Regions from separate parts of the Mus musculus genome. Here region 1 is linked to region 2. A link is a loop called in an ENCODE intact Hi-C map of the cell type or tissue named here. Cell type or tissue: left cerebral cortex. All regions are shown on one strand. Each heading gives the region's core, and the rest is flanking DNA. Links, peaks and the distances in the headings are about the cores only.

Region 1 (8,334 bases), core at 197-8,196, 130 kb before region 2:
GTTGTTAAGACAGGATCTTTCTTGATAGACTACCTATGCTTGATCTTACAATCACCAGACCTCTGCCTCCCAGAGGTATACCTCTCTGCTGGTATACACTACCACTCCTGGGCTGTCTGTTTTTACTGTTATTCTTGAAACAAAAGAGGAAACAATAAAATTCTACATTCAGTGACATATTTTCTATAGAATTTTCTGTATTTTATTATTTGTATAGATATTAAAACTATGAAGAATGGAAATGCTTATGAAAAATAGCCCAGTTCCTCATGAAAGGAGCTGAAATATGTCAAGAATTATCATGATCACATTTTATGGAATCTGGAAATTAATGGAGTTCTTGTCAAAACGAAGAGGCATTTATTTGCATGTGAGGATGGAGATGCCTGAGTGTCCCTTATTTTATGAGTTAGTCTCGCTGACCTACAAGTTAGCAAGTGAACTAGTGAGTGAGCTCGGGGTATCTCCTGTTTCTGCCTTGGGGCTAGGATTACTCTGACTGGAGGCCAGGATTAGTAGGAGGAAGATAACTAGGAAGAGGATTAGTAGTAGGCACCAGTGAGACCCAGGGTTTTTCCTTTTTTGGGCTGGCTCTGGAGGTAAACCTAGATTCTTGTGATTGTAAGGGACATACTTTGTGAACAGAGCTACCACCCCAGCCTTTGCTCCTTGGGTCAGCAGTGACCTTAAAAGAACTGCACACCATTCCAATTACCACTATCAAGTTGGATACCACAATGATCAGGAAAAAAAATATTGTTGACAAAGAAGTATTCTTGATTGATTTGTCTAGTGACTGAAGGACTTATTAGAATCCAACAAATCTGGTTAAACAATTAAGGGGATGAAACATGGGGGCTGTGGAAGTATTTGTAGGCGACTGATGTCATTGCATCTCTGGGCAATGGAGGCAGCTGGAACAAAAGGTGGATTCACTAAGAATCATGGAAGGAAATGTTGAGAATGAGGTGGTCTAGGGAATAAGACTCTGGAAAGTTCTATCATGTCATAGTCTTCATTAACCAGAAGTTACTCCTAAGCCTAAAGTTGTGCTCACAGTTAATAAAGATCCATGAAGACCTTCAGCTCTCACTTGTGACTGATTTGTGTCATGCTCTGAGCAAGCAGGATAGACAAAGATATAAACTGTCTAGGTGAGTGTCAAAGGTGTGTCTAACACACACAAGACCATCTGCAAGGACTGCGAAGTTTCTAGTTCTTAGTATATATAGAATTCCATATCTGACCTTTTACCTGATTAGTACATCTATGCATACAAACTTTATAAATTAGGTCAGAAAAGTGACTTTAAACAATAACAGTAACAACGAAAATCATGGGGAAGGAGAGAGTATGGGTTGTTGAGTTGCTGCAAATATCCAGTTTGAAATGTCCAGTTTTTAAAGTAAATTATAAGAACAGGTGTGTACACAGGGAAAATTCAGCTAGAGAATAGGGAGGAGAGCTGTGCCATAGGAGAGCTGTGCCATGGGAAAGCTGTGCTATGGGAGAGCTGTGACATGGGAGAGCTGTGACATGGGAGAGCTGTGCCATGGGAGATCTGTGCCATGGGAGATCTGTGCCATGGGAGATCTGTGCCATGGGAGAGCTGTGCCATGGGAGAGCTGTGACATCAGACAACTGTGAAATACTGTCTTCTAGATATGCTATGCCTGCTGCTCATATAAACTCATGAAAGCCATGGTTACTTGCACAAGATTTGAAGAAAGTTAAGCCAGTCAACACTTTAGTGTAAATGGGAGAAAGCTTTCTTAAGCTCCATCCCAAGCCCAGGAGCTATTGCCAGTTGATGGCTGCTGAGATAGGAAGTTACTTTTCTGTATGGTTACTAGGATGTTGTCCTTGCCCCACTGGATGCTTTCACACCAGGCTCATATGCCAGCACTAAGTAGACTCAATATAAAATAATAGCAACGAGGACAACAACAATAACAACAACAAGAAGAAGACAACAGAGGACATGACATTGGGAAAGAGAAGGGTTGAAGTGGAGGCTCCTGGGGGAGTTCAAGGGAGATAGTGTGGCTATGTTCAAAATACTTTGTATATATATGTATATATGTATATAGCCATAGATGTTGAAAACTATCATGGCCATGGGCAAATGATAGGCACAGAGAACTATAGTGACACAAAATTGCCAGTCTGTTCTTGGTCCCTTATGAGAGACAGCCCTAATCTGGTTTAAGGGCAATGAATACAAACTGTTTTGGATATTTCCACTCTCAAATCGTAGTTCCTGGACTCTGGGTTATTTGATGGTTTGTCCCATTCTCTATTTCACTCACAGTGTGCTGGCCACTTGGCACAAAACACTGCTTTTGCTAAACTTGGCTGCAAGAGCTCCTCATATGTCTTGTGCCCAACTTTCCTGTTCTAGGCTCTCAAGCCAAACCCAGAAAAGAACTGAAAAGACACTCAGGATGTCTAGAGAAGAAAGGAGCAGTCATCAAATACTACAAAAAAGGGTCAAGTACAAGACAGATAAAAATAAGCCTGTGGGATTTCATCCAGAGCATCATAGAAGGAAGAGGAAGTTTGTGAGAGAGCTGAAAATAGAAGTCAGGTTATAGTGAGTTGAAAAGGAAATGGACATACTTACCTGGCAGGGAAGATACCATGATCACGAAGGTGGTTTTCCCAGGGCGAGGCTTATCCATTGCACTCCAGATGTGCTGACCCCTGCGATTTCCCCAAATGTGGGAAACTCAACTGCATAGTTTGTGGTAGTGGGGGACTGCTTTAGAGCTCTCCTCTGAAAGAAAGAGAAGGGAATGGGCATTGAAGAGTAACCTTTTTGCATGAGAGAAGAATGAAGTTAAAATGCAAAGGAAGAAAAGAACATTTATAAACAAGGGGAAAGATGAGGAAGCTGGGCCTGACGGCATGGGTCTATAATTACAGCTATCTGGAAAGCTGAGGTAGGAAGACCATGAGTTCAAGGCCAGCCTGGGATAAATAGTGAGTTCAAGACTAACTTGAATAACTTACTGAGACCATACCTCAAGAAGATAAAAGGGCAATTCTTGGGCCACAGTTTGGCAGTACGCCATGCCTAGAGCTTAAAACACAAGCTAGGGGATCCCTGAGGAGATGGGAGTAGCAAATCACTACAGAAAACGTTCGAGTTGGGAGTGGGGGCTGGTGATGCTTTAGGGTCTGCAGGCGAATAGATAGAAGGAACACAAGTGGGAAGAGGACGGAGACAGTGGTCTTATTACTCAGAAGTGTACAGGCAGAAGATTGTTCTTTCCAAGTCAGAAGTGGGGGTGTCTGTTGAGGGAATTGGAAAGAGCAATCAAGGGGGGAATAAGAGGTTTGGAAATTTTTTCTTGGGGACATGAAAAGGAATTTACTAAAGTTGAACAGAGACAGGCAAACCACAAAGGAGACAGCCAAGGGGGAACTGTATATTTTTATAGCTTGTTGTTCACAGGGGTGTAAAATCTTGTCTGACAATGCTGCTAAGCCTAGAAATAGGAGCAGGGGCCATAGTCATCTTCTCGTGGGCAGGACAGGAAATCTTTTAAGGAACTTGGTAGAGGTTGAGAATGATTTAGGTACATGCCTATGATTCAAATTAAACCAACAAGACCCCAGCCTGTAAGAAAAGGCCCTGTTCAGTTTAAAAAGTGAGTTTCTGGGAGGAACATTTTAAGTGACAGCTGGGCCAAGAGATATATAAGAAGACAGTGTCATATGTTTTTGCACTGAAAGGATTTGAAGAAGAGAGACTGAAAGTTTTTGAGTGTGACAGACATTCCTAGGACCTGCAAGGAGATAACGTGCAGCTAACTGTCACTGCAGCTCGACCCAGAAGGGAGCAGCGGTTCTGGCCTGCTGAGAAGTCTCACCAGACATGCAGTGGTGGGGCCTGCTATTGGAAGCAGGAGTCCTGGCTATTGAGCTGAGAGGAGGTGTGCCCATTTCTCCTCCATCCTAATGTTCTTGTACCTTGCTAGTCACAGTTCAGGAGAGGCAGTCGACCTGAGAAAAGAATGTACTTTCCTTCCAGAAACAGTGAAGTTAGAAGCCCAGAAATAGTTGTTGGGAGCTTGTTCCGTATACAAAGGTAGATAAGCAGATGCAGCCCCGGGACTCCTAGAGCAAGCTGGGGCAGGACACACCCAGACTGTCGGAACTTCAGGTGTCCACCTTTTTTTAAAATTAGGTATTTTCTTCATTTACATTTCAAATGCTATCCCGAAAGTCCCCTATACCCTTCCCCCGACCCGCCCTGCTCCCCAACTCACCCACTTCCCTTCCTGGCCCTGCCATTCCCCTGTACTGGGGCATATGATCTTCGCAAGACCAAGGGCCTCTCCTCCCATTGATGGCCAACTAGGCCATCCTCTGCTATATATGCAACTAGAGAAACAGTTCTGGGGGTACTGGTTAGTTCATACTATTGTTCCTCCTATAGGATTGCAGACCCCTTTAGCTCCTTGGGTACTTTCTCTAGCTTCTTCATTAGGAGCCCTGCGTTCCATCCAATAGATAACTGTGAGCATCCACTTTTGTATTTGCTAGCACTGGCATAGCTTCACAAGAGATAGCTATATCAGGATCCTGTCAGCAAAATCTTGCTGGTGTATGCAATAGTGTCTGGGTTCACTTCTTTTTCAGACTAGTACTTCTATTGCCATCACAGCAAGAGGCTTACAGAATTGGCCTCGGATTTATCTAATACACTTACACGGATAATCCAGTGTATTTATTTTATCAAGGAAAGTAAAGACGTGGATCTGAGAAAGCCACAGAAGACTTGGTAGCAAACAGAAAACTGAAACTAGGCACCACCAACGGGCATTTAGGCTTCCATAAAATCTGAGTATTGATGCATTTTTTAACTCTTATAAATTAATATATATCAAAGTACAATGCCTCATGAAAAAGTTGAGATCCTGAACATCCCTGGTACAGTGGCAACACCAGCCACGAGAGGGCAGCACTTGACTCTTGATGCAGTTCTGCAGGCAAGAAGAGAGCTGTCTGAGAGGCAGCAGAGTATCTATCTATCTGTATGGTTCTTTCCTGTCCTTGCCTCACACCACAAAGCCTGAACCACAAACGTGATGTGATGTGATCCCGCAAAACTAGGACAACTCCTTTAACACTCAGCTACAGTGTCTGCAAATGTGGGGAAGTCACAGTGCTGAATAATGTGGTCTTTAGTCTTTTCCTGTGGCATCTTGATGGTCAAAGCACATGAGTCATTCGTTCTGGTAGCAGATGCTCCAGAAATAATCACACAGCCGTGGTGGGGTTGGCATCTGTATCTGCAATATGATGCCAAACGGTGTCCTGGCCTTTCTATCTTGTCCTTCTGGTGGACTTTATACTGTTTCCTTCCTTCCAGCCTCTGCTCTGCAGCTCAGAACGTTAAATCTTTTTGTGTTGAGGGCCACTGTCCAGGGTACAGCATATGATGTGGTTGTACTTGGCTCTGAAAGTTTGAGGACCAAAACTAGGGAAGGTATGGCCATGATAGCCATCAGCAGTAGTTGACTAGTACTTGGACAAGGTTAAACCAGAAATAATCCTTACCGCATGAGGTCCACTCGCTGACAGCTGCCCCCCCCCCCCCCCGTACTGAATGACAAGGGCTAGGGAACCCCAAGGGCAGAGAGAGTCGGAAAGAGCCATGTACCCAGGCAGGCAGTTCCACCCAGCCCACAGAAGAGTCTTTGGTCAGAGAACTCCACAGGGTCTTGCATGCAGCTCAGGAACTGAGACACAGAGCCCTGTGGTTTGTGTCAATGGCCAGCAGATGCTGAGTTCTTGCAGGCTGTGTAAAATAGAAAGGCTCCAAGTGACTAAAAGCTGCTTGTTTGGGCTATTTTTATATAATTGGATGTGTAAAAATTTGCCTTTGGCTTTGGCAGGCTTTGAGCTAATGGGCCTCAGCTGCAGTGAAGGAGGGCAGGACCTGGGGCCATTAGGCAGACACATTTGTTGCCCAGGCCAGGAAGCTCCCAGAGATTAGCAGGTTCCTGGCTAAGTACTGGCTAAGTACTTCCTACTAGTTCTTCCTGCCACTGAGAGAAACAGGAAAACCAAAAGGAAATGAGTGTCTCAAAAGCATTTGAAAGTGAAAAACTACTGAACGCCATTCTCTGAGGGGTGTGAGGCTTCAAGGCGGCAGGCTTCAAACCACTCCAGAGAGAGAGAGAAAGAAAGAAGAAGAGGAGGAGAGGAGAGAGGAGAGGGAGAGAGGAGAGAGAGGGAGGGGAGAGGGGAGATAGGGAGAAGAGAAGAGAAGAGAAGAGAAGAGAAGAGAAGAGAAGAGAAGAGAAGAGAAAAGAGACCTCATAAATGTCCTAAAGATGGGAATTCTGAAAATTTATTGAGCCTATGGAGTACCACAGGACAGGACTAAGAGTACCAGAAGCCATCTGTGGTGGAAAATTCCATTGGTAGGCCTCAATAATTGGCTTTATGGTGACTTCTTGAATCAGGGCTGAGTTTCTGAGCTTTCTCACCAGTGTATCAGAAGAGATTGTGATATGGGTTTATAATCCCAGAACTTGAGAGGTGGAGGCAGGAGAATCATGAGTTGACCTTAATGCTATTGAATTCAAGGTCAGCCTTGGCTAAGACAGCCTATCTGAAAATAAATAATGTATAAGGCTATTTCAAAACTTGAAATGGCCTACCTGCTTCTGCTTTCCAGTCTGGTTTAAATTAACAGTGTTTATGAAATTTGACTCTTTTTAGTCATATGGGAAACTCATGTACAGGGGAGGCTGAGCACTTAACTGAATGTCCCCAGAAAAGGCAAATAGAGCTGAGAAAAACTGGTCCTACCTATCTGGGTCTGACTATAATACTATAAGTTAATTAATAAAATACTATTATTTTAAGGGTCCTAGAAGTGGGTACTACTATGGCTACCACTAAACTCTTAGTTACCTGTGTAATGAAGAAAATACTGGTTTATTATATTGGGTTAACATGGTCCCCTAGACATCTAAAAGTCATAAGTAAAATACTCTGTGATTTGAAGTTATATCCTAATATTCATATTGCTTCTGGGAAATTTTTAAAGTACAATATTAATCACACAAAGATAATGAAAGCAAAGAGAGCAGGGTTAGAAGTGAGGTCATGGAACTATGAGAACTTGAGTAGTTAGAATTGTCAGATAAAGATTTTAAAACAAATATGATTAAAAGGATGAAAACCAAGACTGAGAATTTGCACAGAGTGTCTCGGCATCACATGTGAACATGTGTGTTTATAAGCTGACAAGCTGTGTCTATCACAGACCTGCCTAGACCTCTCTGTTCCCTGTGCTGAATGCTGACTGGGAACTCAGACTTGCCTGTTACCACTCCACCACCCTAGACCAAAACTTTTACAGAACTATGTGAAGGAATTTGCTTCTTAGGGTGCGTAGAGATGACTAAGTTGACCAACAGGATATAGAGGATTCCAGAAGTCAAGAGGAGAGAACTTTAAAATAAACAATAGTGTTATCCAGAAGATACCATTAAGTAATAATGCAATAAAGGGAGATGTATTCAGTGTAAATAATCAATGAAAGATTCATGAGGAGCACATACAGAATATTTTCTTAGACCCTACAAATTAATTTTAAAAGCCAAACTAAAAGTTATAAAAGACAGAAATATATTATTTCTAAATGTTTCTTTCTACATATAACTATATAAAATATATAACTAGCCTTATTATAGATCATAATATTACATATATAGAGATATATATGTATACATGTAAAACATAAACATATAGAGACTATGTACAGAATCAGACAGACATTAAGGTGCTGGTTCATCCCAAATGTTATGGTACTCATTTTCTGTATCTTCACATGTGTGTCACCCAAGTCCACGAGGGTGTAAGGGCCTTGATTCTCCGCTGTCACACATAGCTTCAGATGTTCCATGGTCACACTGTTGGCAGGTTTCTGATTCTGCCAACTGTGGCTCTGGCGGCTCATCTCTGTATCCACTATTGGTCTCATTCTCACCACAGGCAATCCTCTCTAGACAAAGGTCTGTTTTCTGGGATCTAATATGATCCCAGGCTTCTCTCTCTTTATTCCAGGCTGTGGCTATATTCTCGAATCATTTTTTTTCATACACTGTGAAAGAACAAGTGATTGTTCTATTGAAACAGGGTCTGAGTTTCTCCCAGGTTTCTCTCCCAATCCTCTCCTTATTCCTCCACACTCAATTTCATTTTTGTGTTGTACCCCACCCCCACCATACAATGCTTTCTCTCTCTCAAAAACTAAATTGATACACAAAATACAAGAATATTTAAAATAAACAAAAGCTCACTATGATG
Region 2 (8,334 bases), core at 287-8,286:
TGCAGAGTTTACCAGGAAAGTGCGAGAACACACTTGATCATTTCCGGTGGAACAAACCAGATCTATCATGGTCTCCTTACAGTTTGAATGAAAACAATCAAATTGCGAGTCATATATATATATATATATATATATATATATATATATATATATATATGAATGTTCTTTGTTCCATTAAGCTGTTATTTTTAAAACTCAAAACAAATTATTGAAGTTCATTTATAAGATTGAGTTGGTCAGGTGAATTAAACGTTATAAGATTTTATTGCCTAGAGACACTCACTTCAGGATTTGTTCAAGATCAATACTTTGGCTTTGCAAAACGGAGGGGTTTTGCAAAGTTGAAGCGATTTACAAACATATAAATGTGTGCATAGTAACATTTTGTCAGTGATCTCCTCGAGTTTGATTCTTCTAGGTAGTATGGCTTACTGCTATTGTCTCAGTGCACGAGCACTGGTGCCCCCTCTACAGTAATATAACTTAATGCTGACGTTCTGGGAACATACCCCGACTGATGGCACACGAGTGTAATCTGGTAGAAACTTCTAACGTCAGCAGTGGAGACATTATATGAATATGAGTATAAGTTGCACTGTCATAAGATAGCAACATCATTTAAGTTTCCGCTCCCCTACCCCTTCCCTCCTCTCCTCCCCCTCTCGGCCTCTCTGTCTTGTGTGGCACTGGGGATGAAACTCGGGCCTAGGACGGCTGGGAAGGCACTCTATCGCTGAGTTATGAGTTAAAACTTAGCAGGATTTCAATAGTTTTGCAGATTTTTGTAAACCTAGATATCTGTGTGTGTGAATGAGACTGTCATGTCAGTAAATCATGAATGACTTAACTCAGGAAAGCCAAGCAGGGAACCCTGGCTTCTCCCCACCAGAGCTCCATTCCACTGCATGCGCTATTGCTATTCTTTTTGAATTATGAGCGTGAATCACTTGAATGGCTCTTGACCATAACTAAGATGACCTAAGTTTGCTTTCTATCCCTAATAATAATTATGCTTCATCTAATTACTATCATCATCTCATCATCCTCTCTCCTCCGTAGATCAGTAACTGGACCAATTCCCCAAAGGTCTACTCTCTCCTTCCTCTCATCCACATTTTCTTCTTTTGCAGATTGGATTTGAGGCCCCTTCTCCCCAGGGACAGTCTGCAGCCTTGGGGAGTGGGGGTGGGGCTGATCCTGAGCCAGCTCGCCACGTCTTCTCCTTCTCCTGGTTGAATTCCCTAAATGAATAATATTTATTCTCGTTGCTGCCCCCTGTCTGCCTGGCTGAGAAGCACATAGGCAGCAGGAAACAGGTGGAAATTCACCACGATTCATATGAAGGGGACCTCTGGACAGGATTTCTGAAAGCAAAACAAAACAATACAACACCACCACCCTTTAATTCCAGATGACTTATCTCACTCATTGAGAAAATGATTATGCTCAGAACAAAATTACAGAAAATACTCTTCTGAAGAAACTTGATCTTCTGCAAATCTTTCATTTGTGTGAGAAACCTTCTGAAGGTTGTGTAGGTGTGGTGCATGCCTGTGTATCAGCCATAAGTGCCAAGTGGTAACAAAGTGGCAGAACACTCTCCCAGCCTCCCTCAGGCTTCTGGTTATTTTAGGACGCTTGTGCCTTTTGCTTTTCTCCTTAGCATTGCAGGTGGTAGGTGATGTTCAGTGTCAGTTCCAAACTGACCGATTTATCAAAATATGGAGATTGGTCACTGACCAAAGCTATGTAGGGCACTGTAGAGGTTCCTTTCCCTATGGATGCCATGGGTGCGCAGACAGGACTTTCCTTTACATGTGGCCACACGTCCATAGTCCAGAAGGCCAAAAATCTAGGGCAACTCTTTTGACATTTTTCTAACCTTATTTACATATCTCATAATCATATCCATGTATTAGGCATTTTAATTGAATTTCAAAGAGGAGCTGTCTACTTTCTTAAGTGTCCTGCCATAGCAGCAATCTGATAATCTGTGGAGCAACTGCATGGATTTAAGTATACACACAATTCTCCCCCTGTGTGCCTTCTCTCTCTCTCTCTCTCCCCCTCTCTCCCTCTGTCTCTTCTCTCCCCCTCTGTCTCTCCCTCCTTTCCTTTCTTCCTCCTTCCCTCCCTCCCTCCCCCCCCCCCCGGTCTCTCTCTCTCCTCTCTCCTTCCTTGCCTTCATCACATAAGTGTAACTTTACTTTAAATGAACTATTAAATAAATGTTTTTAAGAACTTCAGTCTCCCAGCAATTTATTCAGTGATTCATGTTTTATTATTAAGCCATTAATCAAGCATATTTCCAGGGCCTCAAGAGAAGTGCCATCTTCATATATACAAATTAATTTAAAAGTATTAATTATGGAACTAAAATTTTTAGGGTGGTAACTAAACTACTAAAGCAAACGTATTAAAATTAGAAGTGCTGTTTAATTTTAGAAGCAAATAACAGGCCTACAGGTTGCAGTTATTAGGACTGGGATAGAGAGAAATGTGAAAGGTATTTGTGTAGCTATTTTTTTTTAAGAAAAAATTTCCCAAGTGACCTTTCACTGAAAATATGTTTATTTACTTGAGATGCTTGCATTCTTAAGTTTCTCCTATCTAGGCTGGTGAGTAGTACAGTGGGTACAGGCTTGCTCTTGGGCCTAAAGAACCCAGTTCAGGTCCTAGGACTCACATGGTAGGAGGAGTCTGACCTTCTCCAGTTGTCCTCTGACCTCCACCCACTTCCCATGAGGCCCACACTTCCTCGGTCCTCAGCTAATTAGGCTTGCGTGTTATTTCCACTGTGATCAAGTTTTAGAGGTGGGAGGAACCTCTAAAATTATTTAATTTAATCTCAGAAGGGAAGTCTGAGAGGTACAGAGGAAAGCCCAGGACAAATTACAGGGCCAATGTAAGCTATGTGACAAATGTTCCTATCTTTAAGAGAAAATAAAATGTAGGGTGTTTTGTTGAGGGGCAAGTTGTTTGTTGTGCTGTTTTTATGTCTTGTGCTGGGGCCATTTCTGTATGCACACTGAAGAGGAAAAATAAAGCCACAGCAACCTTTGCAGATTTTATTAAAAATATATTTAACGTTCTCTTACACAACCAAATTGACCAAGAATCAGAAAGATGTTTTATTACTGAAACATTTACAAGAAAAAGTTGATTCAAAGAGCTTACACATTTCGTCCTAGCCACCCCTCAAGAATGAATTCTCTTCCACTGCAGCTCCAAATAAAAACAACTGGATGACTCCCATCTGCTTTTTCAAAGGTTTCCTCCTTGGGGCCACATTTTCTTTAAGATATCGCTATAAAGACGCTTATTTGCACATAGAAATTAAGCATGGGCAATACAAATAACGCTGTTTTGTTACGACACAGAAATACACTTTGTGCATGCTAATTAAGGGGTATATAGGCTCTCTCCCTGTACATCTTCTATGCTTCAAGCTATATAAAAATAAACAAATGATATCGGAGCTGCGATATGGTACAGAATACTGTGTTTTAAATTTTTATTTTTACTTGTGTGCTAAATGCAGAATCGTTTTGGCCAAGCGCAACATTTCATTTCCCGATAATCTCCATCAGTTTCCTGTTGCTGTGAGCTTGCTGAGCTAACTGCTCTGCCCGGGCCATTTCCAAGACTTCCCGCAGAAGGTGGAAGGTGAGATCCAGAGAGATGGGCGGCTCCTCCGACCGCCTCTCCCTCTCCAGCGCCCCCTGGTGGCCACCGAGGGCATCCTCGGCGCCGCGTTCGGCCGGCTCCGCGCGGCTGTCGAGCGAGCGCTGAGGCATCTGCAGCTGCTGCAGCAACACGCGGAAAAAGTTAGCCGCAGCCTGGTCGTGCGAGGGGCGGCTGCCGCGACCCGCGGTGAGGGGCGTGGAGTTGGGGGACAGCCGAGCAGCGGGACTTCTGTTGAGATTCCCCAGGCGGAGGAAGTATTCTTCACCCATGCGGATCAGAACCGGCTGAGGTTGCTGGGGCTGCTCCGGCTGCAAGAAATTCAAGGGCTGCGGGGCCCGCGGCGCTCGGGGGACGGATCCCCTGCTGAGCAGGGCCCTGCAAGGCAGGCAGGACGACAGAGCCACCAGCAGCATGCCCGCGGACACCAGCAGCCGCAGCCGCATGTTAGGGGCGCTCTCTGAAGCACCGAGGTTGAGGTCGGGGGAGAGAGAAGGTGGGGGAGAAAGGTAAGATTGGTCAGAGTTTAGCTCAGCTGGAAGGTGCAGCGGGGCTTCCTATCGGACACCCACAGACAAGACAGGCTCTAGGCTTCGGTGACGCTGTCCGCGGTGCTGAAGCTAGGTACCTGCAAAGCTCAACTGGTGCGAGCCCGCGGTGACCCTTCTTTGGAGACCTAGAAGGGACAACCCCTGGCTCCTCTTCCTAAGGACCTCCCAAACGTCTTCCCTAAACCGACTTCCCTGAGCCCGGACAAGTGCCACAGGTTTAAGCTGTCGCACACCCTAATCGCCCCCTTTCGGACATCCTTTTCTGCCAAATTGAGAACAACCTTCTCTGTCTCCATTCCTGCCCTTACTCCGTTTGCTTGGGGACATGGGATGCAATAGGGGAGCCATTCTTTGCACAGACTATGAGCAGTGAGTGGCAGATTGGATTGAGTGGATAAAGATGAGCAGCCGCCGTCTAACTTCGCTTTTTCAAATCGCCACTGTCATCGGAATTTTAAGGCACAGTTAGCGACACACATACATGCATAGGCACAGGCATTCCAGCACATGGGCAGCTGGCTCCGGGGCTCACCACAGCAGCTCAGGCAGCACAAAGTTGGTGGCGCCCGTCTAGGCGCTGCCTACCTTCTCCTCCCTTGGTAGGTGAGCCCGCACTGCTGCCTCTGCAGAGGGACTTCTCTCAGGATGCCTCCTGCAGGTTTTCTTCCTCTTCTCCTTTCTCTTCTTTTTTTCTTTTGCCTTTTCCCTTTCTCTTCAGTCTCTCAACGTACTTGGGCTCTGAGTTTCTCCACACCAGAGCCTGGAGTGAGATTTTATAATGTCGACCCTCTTCAGAAAGCACGCAGCATTTGCCTAATAAGCTGACGCTCTCTTGACAGCTCGATTGCGTGCTGCCTCTGCTCCTGCATAAATAATAGGGCCCTGCCAAGGAGCGAGGGACAGAGTTCTGCTATTTCAACACTGAATCTCACATCCAATTATATCAACAGATATTTATCGCCTCCTTGGTGACGTCAACGAGCCCGAAAATGGAAGGGTTTCTTATGACTTGTCCATTGACAAAAATTTTTGAATGAGACTATCCAAGTGTGGAAAACAGACTGACCTCTTACTATGATAGGCCAGATACGGACCAGAAAAGAGACAGAGAGTGGGAGGGGAAAGAAGAAGAGGTGGGGAGTGCAGAGCTTCCAAGAAGGTAGTTACCATTAAAGGGGTGGATCTGGACATTTCCTGGTGCCTCAGCACCCCCACCTAACTCTTCTGTCAGGTTGTCCTCTCAGGAAACATCTCAGTATCTGAAATCTGTCGTTACTATGGCCTGCCATCTTTCTGCCTGGAGGAGAATGAAGAACTAGGGGACAGAGACAACCAGGTCTGAGTTTTTATCCACTTAGCCCTCCCAAGAGCATACATAGGAATTATGGAGCTGAAGACAAGGCCAGTACGTTTTTTTGAAACCAGCTTAGTGTTTTCCTTCACAAGAAAAGAGCTATTCTAACGAGGAAGGCCATAAACAAAGTCTCTTAAAAGCCTCAGTTTCAAGTGAATCTCAGGCCTCCTATGGTTCTCTTAGAATCTAAAGTTAATCAGGACTGTTCCCCCAAGAAGAGCAGGGTGAGCTGTGTATATTAAACACTCTGTTCGGAGTCTACACCGCAAACCCAATGAGAGAGGCATTGTTCTCTTGTGTTGAAAAAACTTAAGCTGTTTGATAGCCTGAAAAAAAATCAGTTATTGAGTCTGTAAATGAGAATCATTCATTTCACCTCCGTGTACTGTGAAACCATGATGGTATGCAGAGCAAACCACTCAAGTTATTTATTATGTGTTCTGTTCTTTTCTCCACATTCAAATGTGCACCACAAGTGTCTTTAGTTATTGCTTTCTGGCACTATTATAGAACACAATGCCATGTCTATAAATCTACTCTCAAATTTTGAGTTGAATGGAGATTATGTCTAAGTGGGAAGTAGTTACCTTTAATCCTGCAATTCAAGATGCTGTTACAAACTCTAGTGTCTGGGATTCGCTTCAGCTGCTTCATAACCACCACTACTGTTTATCCAAAATTTCCTGTTCCCTGTTTCTGGTTATGTCTGCCATTTTCTCTGTCACAAGTAATGCAATGCAGATTTCCACCCCTGTTTGGGGCCTGTACTAATTGATAACTCTTCTTGAAACAAGAGGAAGGTGTTTTCACACTGGAGGTTGCAGAAAAGTCAGCTCATAGGTGAATGAATGGGATGCATTTCTGATAGAAGAGAACACAGGAAGGATTCTGTCCACAGGAGAAGTGTGATTCATTAATAAATAATGATCAAATTGTGCTTTAGAGGAAAAGTGGGTTTACATTGACCAGGAGGCCTGCAGAACCTTCACTATTGTTACAGTGGGCATTTTAGAGGTTAAAATTCACCTCAGTGTTTGGGATTTTTGTTTGTTGGTCTCTGTTTTGTTTTAACTTTCATTCCTGACCAATTCTTTGCCCATTCATAAAGTTCAGCTTAAGTGCCAGTCTGGAGAGGGAAAGGAGGCCAATGAGTCCTGAAGAGGAAGTAAGAGAGAGACATGCCTATGGGCTTTCCAGGAGAAGTCAGGGAGGGTCCCTGGGGGAAGAAGTGGCACACATGGGCTCTTGCTAACCTCCTGGCCCTCAAGATCCCTCCCATCGGACCATCAGGAGACGTGTTTTTACTCGGGCTCCACTATTGCTGTTGAGCCTTTGCCACGGGGCTTACCTGGAATATAAATTGTGAAGTACCATAATTTACTGAAGCAAATCTCAGAGAACTCGTGTTAGAAATGCTCGCTTGGCTTAAATGAGAACCAGAGGGAATCTGAAGTTACTCAGCGAGTGATAAAGTCAGAACAAGAACCCAGTTCTTTACTGCTGGCCTCACTATTTACACAGCATCACGGCATCCTTTGTGCTTTCTTTCCCAGCACAGGCACACGAATGAGCAGAGACGAGTGGACGAGGTGGAGCAACACACATATCAGCTCTTGGAGGCCTTTTCGTGGGGTTTCCTTTTATTCCCAAGGCACAAGAACACAGAAATTCTTTGTGCAGTGCCCCTTGGCTTTAAATGTCTGTATGTGCACACTGCTATTTTCATGTTAGCTGAATCTTGTGATGTGAGGTTTTTCAGTGCACTGATGCACCTAAAAATGAAAATGCAAAATAAAAATTCACACAAAAATAAAAGAATTAATTTTATCTTTTTATAGAATATAGGGAGTAGGGAGGATTCTTGAAATTATGTCATTGATGTGTGATTACAGACATAACAATGTAGATATGATCTACACAAGACACTAATAATCTCTATTACAAGACTCACACCAAGAGATAGCACTTCACTTACTGAAAGGAATCATAAAAGGACCAACACAAATGCTTTTATATCCTAGAAACACTGTTCAAGAAATATGGGCACCAAGTAGTGATTAATTCCTGTTCAAAATACTTTATCAAAAGCAATATAACATAGGAGTGAGTTAAATAATATGGAACACAGATTAATTAAATAAAAGAGAAACAAGAGGGTAGGGTATGGGCCTCAGTGACAAAGAACTTGCCCTGGGTTCAAGCCATAGTACCTCACACACACACACACACACACACACACACACACACACACACACACACACAGGCACATAGACACATAGGCACACACATACACAGAGAGAGAGAGAGAGAGAGAGAGAGACAGAGACAGAGACAGAGAGACAGAGAGACAGAGAGAGACAGAGACAGAGACAGATTTTAAGAACAAGACACAAAGAGACAGAGAGCAGGTACCTCCTCAGAGCCTGCATCTCTTTGCACTTTTATATACTCCTATTGGCAAAATCCAGGCCATCATACACTCTCCAAGTTTGCTGAGTTGACATTAATCTGTCATGTTTACTCACAGTCAGGTTGCTTAATCATTGTGGTCACTGCACTTTAGGTAGATTTGAGAGCCATCATCATAAGATGATAAAGAAAGGATTTCAAAAACATAAATACCTTACTGCTTTCCTGGGAACAATATTGTAACTGCTAGCAATCTCTTCTGGTGTCAAAGCCATACATCCTCTCTATAGAGAACATGGAAGATTCTGAAAAACACAATGGAGCATGTAAGCCAGC

What was found. A loop is a pair of places that touch in the nucleus more often than their neighbours do. Peaks named below come from ENCODE experiments on the same cell type or tissue, not always from the same donor. Only the 100,000 strongest peaks of a DNase experiment are listed, where the experiment ranks them.
Region 1: a loop joins it to region 2, with 9 times the contacts of the local background. A loop is called at or near these places in 31 of 42 quality-filtered maps.

Annotation. Positions count from the first base shown.
Region 1 is chr3:19,557,638-19,565,971 of GRCm38, forward strand. All of the region lies in intron 2 of Dnajc5b (DnaJ heat shock protein family (Hsp40) member C5 beta), which reads left to right. It overlaps Gm23330 (a small nuclear RNA gene), which reads left to right and starts at 2,616; the gene lies at 2,616-2,779. In left cerebral cortex, for the core only: a CTCF peak has its summit at 4,950 (motif pointing right); DNase peaks (open chromatin) are centred at 2,452, 5,045 and 5,818; H3K27ac peaks cover 345 bases.
Region 2 is chr3:19,690,347-19,698,680 of GRCm38, forward strand. Trim55 (tripartite motif-containing 55) reads left to right here. Exons shown (of 10, transcript NM_001081281.2): 10 at 1,131-2,238. The coding sequence ends at 1,253. Crh (corticotropin releasing hormone) reads right to left here and starts at 5,050. Exons shown (of 2, transcript NM_205769.3): 1 at 4,821-5,050; 2 at 3,055-4,144. The coding sequence starts at 4,130. The coding sequence ends at 3,567. It overlaps Gm42189 (a long non-coding RNA gene), which reads left to right and starts at 3,927. Exons shown (of 3, transcript XR_880694.3): 1 at 3,927-4,193. In left cerebral cortex, for the core only: CTCF peaks have their summits at 1,285 and 3,722 (motif pointing left); DNase peaks (open chromatin) are centred at 1,263, 3,739, 4,329, 4,504 and 1 more place; H3K4me3 peaks cover 1,131 bases.